Regions from separate parts of the Homo sapiens genome. Here region 2 is linked to region 1. Evidence: read pairs that join two places in POLR2A ChIA-PET (ENCODE). Cell type or tissue: OCI-LY7. All regions are shown on one strand. Links, peaks and the distances in the headings refer to the core of each region. The heading gives the core; the rest is flanking DNA.

Region 1 (5,378 bases), core at 75-5,074:
GGCTCTGCTCTAGCACTGGACTAAAACTGATGTTTCTGCCACTGCTGCAATGGCTAGGGGGAAAACAACCAACCAACAACAACAAAAACACATGGTTTGGGGTTTTCTTCCTTCATTAAAAAAAAAAAAAAGCAGAACTGCCTGTAAATAAAATGATTCCGTTCCAACACTTTCTGCAGACTGTAAACAATCCTGAGTTGGTATCAATATAAATAGAAGAAAAAATGCTTTAAATGATCCACTAAACGACACCTATGTATTGCTTTGAACCCCTAGTTATTTACAAGCTTCATTGTTTTCTATTTTCCCGTGTCTGCTACCTAAATCATCTCTGCCGTATTACCTATATAATTAGAGGACCCTTAGTCACCATGTGGTTGGCTTTCACAAAGAATAAAAGCCAAAGACCTGGATCTTGGCAGTTTTAGAATTTATACATTTTTCTTTTGCCCTCCAATTTTTACATATTTGATTCAAACATTTATTGAACAACTATATTGAGCGAACATTTGTTGACCAAAATTATAATCTAACACATTAATCAGAATCAGTGAAGCTGTGCTACAGTAACATCAATCACAAAAGCTCAATGGCTTTGATACAACAAAAATTTATTTTTCACTAATTTCAAATGTCCAATTCAGGTTGGTAAGGGAGATGTGATCATGACAGTGCCTCAGGAGTCCAGGCTCCCCTTGATACATGCTTCCAGGCTCCACTTGATACATGCTTCCAAGGTTGCCTTGCCAAAGGTGAAAGAAAACGTGGCAAATCACATTCTGTTCTTTAACTTCCACTCACATTTTACTGGTTACAAAAAGGCACGTGGCCATGCCCGACATTAAGAATTAAAGGAAAGGGCAATTCAATGATTATTTTATGAAGAATCATGACTCCCTAGTCCCCTGCTGTCAAATATTTATTCTTCCCACATGAAAAAATACACCTGTCCCTCCATTCAGAAGGTAACCCAAATATCCCATCCAGTCTCAGCATCAAGATCAAAGGACAGGATCTGCGCTGATGGGGAAATCACCTCTATATCAAGTCCAGATGCAGCCCCTCTTCACAGAGACCTATTTATTAAAACAAGTTATCTACTTCCCTTCACACACACAATACACACTGACAGAATATAAAAAATGCTCCAGTTCAAAAGAAGAAAAGAAGACAACAGTCAGTAGTTCATAGCAATTCATAAGCCAGGCTGAACAGATTGTGCAAGGGCTCTCTGTCCTGGAAGGTGGGGAATGCTCTGACTGACCCTTGGGAGGAGTTTCTAAGTCTGCTGTTCTCTGTGCCTCTAGGTTCTGCCTTCTGGAAGGTTTTTCCTGGTCTGTTATCTTCTAACGCTACAAGTGAAGTGAGCATCAGAGAGTGTGACTCCTTAGCAGAGCAGAATTCTCAGCAGGCAGATAGGTCAGGGAGGTATGGGGCAGAGAGCAAGATCATTATGTATCAAGCAGTTATACTTTATTCAGACTTTTGTCTATGCCTCTCCCTGAAAAAATTAGAAGGCTTATCTATTTGATTCTATCCAATTCCAAGCGCCAATGTCCAGAACCAAAGCTTTTTTCTAAGATATGCCTCTTAGATTTACTACTTTTCTTTGCTTTCTTGCCCCATGAGACAGTGTGTCTATTTCTCTCTAACTATGGGTACCTTGAGTTTACCTGGCTTTAGCAGGGGTTCCATACCTTTAGTCTCTTTTCCCTAACCCAACTGAAAAGCAATTCCCTCTCAAGTTGGCCTTTACTCTGAATTACCTTAATCCTTTCAGACATTTTAACAATGGAAGTGATGGTCATAACCCTGACTGGATCCTACCAAAAGGATGAATTTTAATTATCTACTCAAAAGCCTTTTCAGTTGTGTCTCCTACTGATTGGAGGTAAGAAGCAACTACTGGTCAGGCACAGTCGCTCATCCCAGTACTTTGGGAGGCCAAGGTGGGAGGATTGCTTGAGCCCAGGAATTTGAGACTAGCCTGGGTAACACAGGGAGACTGCCTCTAATTTAATTAAAAAGAAAAAAAAAGGTGCAGCAGTAATTGCTTCTTCTAATCCTACAAATTCCCAAATTTCTGGACTCTGTATTGCTTTTCATTCATACTTGCAAACTAACCAATTATTTTCTAGCTCATCTCTTTCTTATAACACCTTGTCAAATGAAACCAGTACCAGTTAAAATACAATTTGTTTTCCAACCTTGTCCCAAAAGCTTCAAATGCATTAAATATATTACTTGCCTTCCAAGTTACTGCACGTTAAGTTTTATATAATAATATTGTTCTCTGCATCGTCATGTTTCTAGCATCTAACATCAGTTTCCTTGCTGCCTGATCCTCAGGCCAATGCCACAGTTGAAGTTTTTTGTTAGAGCATACTATTCCTTGTATAAATTTTGACTTAAGTGATGATAGGCTGTAATAATATAGGTGCTGTCTAATAGAAATACAATGCAAGCCACGTACGTTAACTTCAAATTTTCTAACAGCCACATTAAAAAAGTAAAACTCAAAGGTAAAATTAACTTTAATATATTTCATTTAACCTAATATAGACATACCTCAGAAACACTACAAATTTGATTCCAGACAAGTACAATAAAGCTAATATTGCAATTAACCAAGCCACACATTTTTTTGGTTTCCCAGTACATATGTTTATACTATACTGCAGTCTATTAAGTGTGCAACAGCATTATGTCTAAAAAAACAAAAAGTACATTAATTTAAAAAAACTTTACAGCTAAAAAATGCTAACAATCATCTGAGCCTTCAGTAAATCGTAATCTTTTTGCTGGTGGAGGGTCTTGCCTCAAAGTCAATTGCTGCTGACTGATCAAGATGGTGGTTGCTGGCTAGGCGCGGTGGTTCACATCTGTAATTCCAGCACTTTGGGATGCCAAGGCGAGCAGATCACTTGAGGTCAGGAGTTCGAGACCAGCCTGGCATTTTTGTTGTTGTTGTTTTTGAGATGGAGTCTCGCTCTGTTTCCCAGGCTGGAGTGCAGTGGTGCAATCTCGGCTCACTGCAACCTCCACCTCCCGGGTTCAAGCGATTCTTCTGCCTCAGCCTCCCGAGTAGCTAGGACTACAGGTGTGCGCCATCATGCCCGGCTAATTTTTGTATTTTCAGTAGAGATGGGGTTTCACCATATTGGCCAGGCTGGTCTTCAACTCCTGACCACGTGATCCTCCCACCTCGGCCTCCCAAAGTGCTGGGGTTACAGGTGTGAGCCACCACGCCCAGCCGGAAAATCTGTTGTTTAGTGTGGCCATTTTCATCAATGATCTTAGCTTCCGGATAACTTCTTGCAGCTTCTACATCAGCACTTGCAGCCTTGTCTTTATGTTATGGAAACAGTTTCTTTCCTTAAACCTCATGGACCAGTATTCTGCTAACTTCCAACTCTTTCTGCAGCTTCCTCACCTCTATCAGCATTCACAGAATTGAAGAGTTAGGGGCCTTGCTCTGGATTAGGCTTTGGTTTAAAGGAATGTTGTGGCTGGTATATCTGGCCAGACCACTAAAATTTTCTCCATATCAGCAATGAGACTGTTTTGCTTTCTTATCACGTGTTCACTGGACTAGGACTTTTAATTTCCTTCAAGAACTTTTCCTTTGCATTCACAACGTGGCTGTGTGGCACAAGAGGCCCAGCTTCTGGTCTATCTGGGCTTTCAATATGCTTTCCTCACTAAGCTTAATTATTTCTAAGCTTTTGACTTAAAGTGAGATATGTGCAATTCTTCCTTTCACTTGAACACTTAGAGGCTACTGTAGGGTTATTATCAATTTGCCTAGTTTTTTCTTTTTCTTGAGACAGAGTTTTGCTCTTTTGCCCAGGCTGGAGTACAATGGCGTGATCTCAGCTCACTGCAACATCTGCCTCCTGGGTTCAAGCAATTGTTCTGCCTCAGCCTCCCAAGTGGCTGGGATTACAGGCGCCTGCCATCACGCCCGGCTAATTTTTGTATTTTCTGTAGAGATGGGTTTCACCATGTTGGCCAGGCTGCACTTGAACCCCTGACCTCAACTGATCCGCCCATCTCGGCCTCCCAAAGTGCTGGGATTACAGGAGTGAGCCACCGTGCCTGGAACTGGCCTAGTTTCAATATTGTTGTGTCTCAGGGAGGAGGGAGGCCCGAGGAGAAAGATGAGGAAACGGCTGGTCGTTGCAACAGTCAGAACATACAACCTTTATATCAATTAAGTTCACCTTCTATGGGTGCATGGTCTGTTGTGCCCCAAGACAATTACAACAGTAACATCAAAGACCACTGATTACGGATCACTGTTAAGAAGTATAATAATAATGAAGGTCGGGCGCAGTGGCTCACGCCTGTAATCCCAGCACTTTGGGAGGCCAAGGCAGGTGGATCACGAGGTCAGGAGATTGAGACCATCCTGGCTGACACGGTGAAACCCCGTCTCTACTAAAAATACAAAACATTAGCCAGGCTTGGCGGTGGGGTCCTGTAGTCCCAGCTACTCGGGAGGCTGAGGCAGGAGAATGGCCTGAATCCCAGAGGCAGAGCTTGCAGTGAGCCAATATAGCACCACTGCACTCCAGGCCTGGGCGACAGTACGAGACTGTCTCAAAAACAAAAATAAAAAATAATAATGAAAAGGTTTGAAATATTCCAAGAATTGCCAAAATGTGACACAGGGACACAAAGTGATCACGTTCTGATGGAAAAATGGGGTCAACAGACTTGCTCAAATGCGAGGTTGCCACATTCTTCATTTTTTTTTAAGTAGTATCTGTGAAGCACAATAAGATAAAGCATGCCTATATATCCAAAGAATTAAATTTCAATCTTTTATCAATAATACAAATTATTCATGAAATGTTTTACATTCTATTTTTTATACTAAAACTTGAAAATTCAATTTGTATTTTATTACACTTACAGCACATCTCAATTCAGTCTAGCCACATTTCGAGTGCTTAATAGCATCACAGGGCTAATGGCTCCCCTATATAACAGAGCAGGGCAAAATTAAGTTGCAGTAACAACCCCTCAAATCACAGTGGCTTAAAACAAAGGTCTATTTTTTATTCACATCCATCATAAGTCAGCTGATGCTGCTTTCCTGACTTATGAATCAATGTTAATGGATCAATCACCATGACGTATTTCATTGGCCAAAGCAAGCTCCATGGCTACACCCAACTTCGGTGTGCCCATGAAGAGAACCAGAAATATTAGGAAGACAGTACAAATGACTAACATTTATAAAACTTTATATATATATATATATATATATATATATATATAAAAGTTATAAAGTAACATTTATAAAATCACAATTTAAAACTTTCAAACCGTTTTCAATAAATTCTACCTTTATTTTCCTTTTGCTCTGATAT
Region 2 (5,378 bases), core at 215-5,214, 56 kb before region 1:
TTCACACCATATTTTGGTACTTTGTGTGCATAAGGTGCACGGACATTCATATCCCCTTGCATACAGGCATAAGCAATCTGACAAATGATAACTCTGTTAGGAGTTACATGAACTATCATCCTGGATTTGGACGTGTACTTATTTTCATCCTGTATTACCAAGCGTTTCCAAGCATAGTAATCAGTTTTACCCCCTCATCTACTAAATTTCACTTGGTATCGTTTAAAGTAGGCCTATTCCTGACAACTGTACCAAATGCCATCCTGAGGAACAGAGACCTATGTCTGAAGCTCGACACAGACCTGCGGGCCCAATATCACTAGGGGTGTTGTGGGGAGCTTTTTTTCCTTTGAATTACCATCTAAACCACTGTCAACTCTAAATACGAACATTTGTTTTTCTAACCTAGGCTTGTGTGTCTGGTTCCTCACTTGGTATTGTTTTAAGGTATTGGTTCCAGGCCCCCTGACAATAAGAACCAAAAGATGCCTGGTGACCAGATAGTCCAGGCGCCTTTCTTGGAGAGGCCAATTCAGCAGGCTAGAGTGGGACCCAAGAATCTTGGGTTATTAACAAGTGCCCAGGGAGGGTTGAGAAACACCGCTTTAAGGCGGTGGTTCTCAAAGTGTGGTCCTTGGGCCCACAGCAACAACATTTCCAGGGAACTGGTTACAAATGCACCACCTCAAACCTGTTAAACCAGAAAATCTGGGCGTGGGACTCAGTAACCTGGGTTTACAAAAGCCTTTCAGGGAATTCTTACATGCTTTAAAGTTTGAGAACCACTGCCTTCAGGAAATGATAAACAGGCAGTAAATAACAATTTATTAACTTAAACCATTCATTCATCGGTCCACAGCCCACCCACACCAAAAGACTCAGCAAGAATCTCTCCAGTGTCCTGGTGCCCCTCTGGTGTTAGGTGGCTGTGACCATGGTTCTAGACTCAGCCACACATTTAGAATCACCTGGGGAGCTTTTAATGCTCCTGCTGCCCAGACAGCACCCCACACCCATCAAATCAGAACCTCTGAGCGTGAGAACCAGGCATCTGCACTTGCTTAAGCTACCCAGGTGATTCCGATGTGCCGACCAGTTTGGGAACCACTGTCAGAGCACCTAACAAAGCCTCTGAAATCAGACTTGCCAGAAAAGATAACAATTACAAGACACAGACAAGTAAGGGGGTAGGAGAGCATAGAGAAGGCCCAGCAGGGAGCTTCCTTCATTTATTCACTACTGTGCTTCAAAAGAAGTGTTTAGAAGCAAGGGAAGACATGTAGGAAGCTATCTTTTACAGGATAAAAAGACTAGAAAGGTTTCCCGGAAGTCACTGGGGAATTTGGAACACGCCCTCATTCTCCTGAACATGCCCCAAGACTCAAGAAGTGGATAGGTTGGAGCAGGAAGGATAAAAGTTCTCAACTGCCCCTCCTGACCCTTCCTGAACACACTTGAGCACTACCAGCCCTTTAATTCACTTCTCCTGCCCTAATGGAGATTGGCAAACAGTGGCTGAGAGCACAACTGGGTCCCAGGTTGCAGGATGATCATGAAGATGATAGTGAGAAAGACAGTGGGGGAAGGGGAAGGAAGAGGAGAAGGAAGAGGAGGGAGCTCACCTTCCTGTGAGGTTCCCATATGCTAAGCCCAGGGCCTCAGTCATTTTCTTCTTTAACTTCACACAGCATCTCCATTTGGCAGTGGATGATCTGAGGCCAGAGGACTTGCCCCAGGTCATTTCTGTGAGTGACAAAAGCACTCTCCAATAGAGACAATGAAGCCTCAAAGGAATCAAGGATGTGGGGGGCAAGCAGGAAAGAGACTCTGAGAGGGGAGACACATGAGGCCCCTGGGCGGGGCCCACAGCATAGGGAGACCGTGCAGAAGTCAGCCTTACCATCTACTTTAATCCAGGGGTGAGGTTCTGGATCGTGGGGCAGGAATGGAGGCTTCCTGTGGCATCCAGAGCAGCTGGGGTGAGGGAGAGCGCACGGGAAGCGGGCCTGTGGCAGTGGCCACGTACTGACATACATGGATGGATTTCCACATCCAGACAACCAATGTAGCTACATCAGTGTGTGTCAGCGAAAGGTGAGCCCTGGTTTCACCTGGTGCGGATATAGAGCAGAAGGTTTTTTGTGGTTTCAGAGATATCTTTTAAAAGCCCTTTGGCATCTTCCTTAAGCCTCGTTCTTAATGAGGTCCCAGATGTCTCAACTGGGCCACAAGCACTAGCATGTCTAACTGCATCCGTGAAGGTGGGTCCCCCTCCCCTCCACCAGAGGGCCCATCCTGGGGGCTCTTTTCGAAAGCCAGTGCATATAATTGTTGCATAGGAAGAACCTGATGGGTACCGTGGTAGGGAGAGCAGGGGAGAAATTCCTAAAACATTACACAAATTTATCTCAAATTTCCCATCTGAGCTGGAAGAAATGCCCCAAAATATAACCCACAGGAGCAGCTCTTTGCTTCAATGTTGCAAGTTTTCAGTTAGACAGGAAAGTCTCAGCTTAGGCAACTTGAGAGCAAACCTCATTCAGTGAAGAGGCCCACAAGGTCAGAAGATTGGGACCTGGCTGGGAGTCTCAGGAGAATACAGTGAAAAGAAATCACAAGGTTGCTGCTTCAATGATGTAAATTGAATTGTGGAATAAACATTCATAAAGAAAAATATGGACTGATATATACTGTCAGGCAATATTATGACAAGCATTTTGCACAGATTTAAGGAAATCAGAGCACAAGAAAGGGGAAGCACCCAAGCCAATGCCTGCCTATGCCAGGCAAAGGGTGAAGCATGATCAGCCAAGCATCCAACCACCAGTTCACAGTTACAGGGTAAAGTGAAAACTAAGCTGTTTGGTTGTGGAATGGACCTAGCACTACACAGATCCCAATCACTGACACAGCATTTACAGTAATAACAGCCAACAATTACAGAACGCTCAAAAGTCCTTTGAGAAGCAGTCAAATGAAACTCACAGCATCTGCTGTGGGAAAAATGTTGAGGATATTGTCCACTGTATCACCCAGGTCCCCACAGGAAAGACCCCATTAAAAAATTTCTTCTTTTTTTTTTTTATTGAAAGCTGAGACGAGCTTTACTTCCCTTGAGGAAACAGTCTGGTCTGTTTTGTCATTCCTGAGCACGAAAATGATGTCCTAACTGTTCATTTCTCTTTTTTCTTTTTTTGAAACGGAGTCTCACTCTGTCTCCGAGGCTGGAGTGCAGTGGTGCAATCTTGGCTCACTGCAACCTCTGCCTCCCGGGTTCAAGCGATTCTTCTGCCTCAGCCTCCTGAGTAGCTGGGGCTACAGACTTGCACCACCATGCCCAGCTAATTTTTGTATTTTTAGTAGAGATGGGGTTTCACCATATTGGCCAGGCTGGTCTCGAACTCATGACTTCATGATCCGCCCACCTCGGCCTCCTAAAGTGCTGGGATTACAGGCATGAGCCACCACGCCCTGCCTCTCTCTCTCTCTCTCTCTCTGTCTCTCATTTTTTAAAGCTTCGGGTAGCTCACAAACTCAAAATTCAAATATAGCAGAGGTCTTGATCGCCTATACCACTCATCTCAAAACCATTTTTTAATCTCACCGTCCCCATAGGGAAAAATTTAAGGATAACTCCCTACTAGATGTATATTTATTTATTTATTTATAAATCATATACATGGTCAGGCATGGTGGCTCATGCCTGTAATGGCGGCACTTTGGGAGGCTGAAGCAGGTGGATCCCTCGCATCCAGAAGTTTGACACCAGCCTGGGTAACATAACAAGATCCCATCTCTACAAAAAAAATTAAAAATTAGCTGGGCATGGTGGCACATGCCTGTAGTCTCAGCTATTTGAGAGGCTGAGGAGGGAGCATCACTTGAGCCTGAGAGGTTGAGGCTGCAATGAGCTATGATTGTGCCACTGCAGAGTGAGACCTTGTCCCTAAATAAATAAATAAATGAAATACATGTACATCTATTATTACCCAATATTTTAAAGTGTAATATACACAGAGGCCAAGGCTTGTTGTCAATGACTGAGGATATAAATCCATATTTCAAAGGGTCTTCTAGGGGCCGGGCATGGTGGCTCACACCTGTAATCCCAGCACTTTGGGAGGCCGAGGTGGGTGGATCACCTGACGTCAGGAGTTCGAGACCAGCCTGGCCAACATGGCGAACCCTGACTCTACTAAAAATACAAAAATTAGCCGGGCGTGGTGGCAGATGCCTGTAGTCCCAGTTACTCAGGAGGCTGAGGTAGGAGAATCATTTGAACCCGGGAGGCAGGGGTTGCAGTGAGCCAAGATCATGCCATTGCACTCCAGCCTGGGCAACAAGAGTGAAACTATCTCAAAAAAAAAGAAAAAAAAAGCGTCTTCTAATAATTTCAAATTGTTTTAATTTCTTCTTTCACACCTAGCTAGTTTGGACTGTCATTGCGTTTACTTCTAATGAGGCTAACAAAGAACTTGTCTGAGTAGTAGGAGAAGCACCAGCTTTGCTATTTTCTTATTTGCTTGAATATAATGCTAGCATGTGAAGTAAAAGAAGCAGTTTCTGTGCAGAAGTATAAGTTTCAGCCGCTATCCTCCTTCTGTGAGGATTCACATAAACATGAAGAGTATAAGCTGCAAACCCATGGAACCAGACACAGGTGACATTAAATCAAGACCCAAAGGAAGTGACGGAGCCAGCTAGACAGTTATCTAGGGGAAGAGCGTTGCAGGCAGAGTCAACACCCAGTGGAAAAGCCCTGGGGCAGGAGTGTGCCTGGCTTGTGCAAGGAACAAGGAGCCCCAAGTGGCTGGAGAGAAATGAACGAGAGGAGTTGGAGAGGAGCTCAGAGACTTCACGCAAGTCCAGATCCCGCTGGGCCTCACAGACCATTGTAAAGATTTTTGCTTTGGCTATGAGTGAGAAGGCAAGCATGAGTGTACTGCAGGATACCACAGCCTGCCGAGAGCAGCCAAACAAGGGAGGTGGCCCTGCCTGCCTCCCTGTGGTGTGGAGCTCCTGCCCCGCGTTCCTCAGGGCCCTGTGGCTTCCCTTGGTGTCGTGGGCTGGTAGAGTGAAGCATATGCCAGTTTCCATGTTAAATATGACTAAATCTTCATGCCTCTCCTTTTAGGATGAAGAGTGACTGGCTAAACATACCTAAACATTCTAGTATTAGCATATGTTTTTTCCCATACCACAGTTGATTCTGAGGATACACACTACTTTGGAACTCACCTATTTGTCCCTCTATCCATTTTTACCTTTTCCTGGTCCTGACTCGTGTTTTTTTCCTTGCCCTCACTCTTGAATTTTATTTATAGTAACCATTATTTTTGCCTGGGTTCTCATTAAACCCTTTATGGGATAGAAGTACA

Evidence for each region. ChIA-PET counts read pairs that join two places held together with the same protein. Peaks named below come from ENCODE experiments on the same cell type or tissue, not always from the same donor. Only the 100,000 strongest peaks of a DNase experiment are listed, where the experiment ranks them.
Region 2: POLR2A ChIA-PET joins it to region 1 with 11 read pairs; 3 of 35 experiments call an interaction of 5 or more read pairs at or near these places.

What each region holds. Positions count from the first base shown.
Region 1 is chr2:173,928,387-173,933,764 of GRCh38, forward strand. The region is part of intron 4 of SP3 (Sp3 transcription factor); the gene reads right to left. Among named protein-coding and RNA genes, the nearest start is that of SP3, 34 kb to the right of the region's middle. In OCI-LY7, for the core only: no CTCF peak of the experiment used is centred there; no DNase peak of the experiment used is centred there.
Region 2 is chr2:173,872,233-173,877,610 of GRCh38, forward strand. It overlaps the pseudogene RPL5P7. Among named protein-coding and RNA genes, the nearest start is that of SP3, 90 kb to the right of the region's middle. RefSeq lists a silencer at 2,802-2,931. In OCI-LY7, for the core only: CTCF peaks have their summits at 2,302 (motif pointing right) and 2,503; DNase peaks (open chromatin) are centred at 2,179 and 2,809; H3K4me3 peaks cover 3,102 bases; H3K27ac peaks cover 4,230 bases.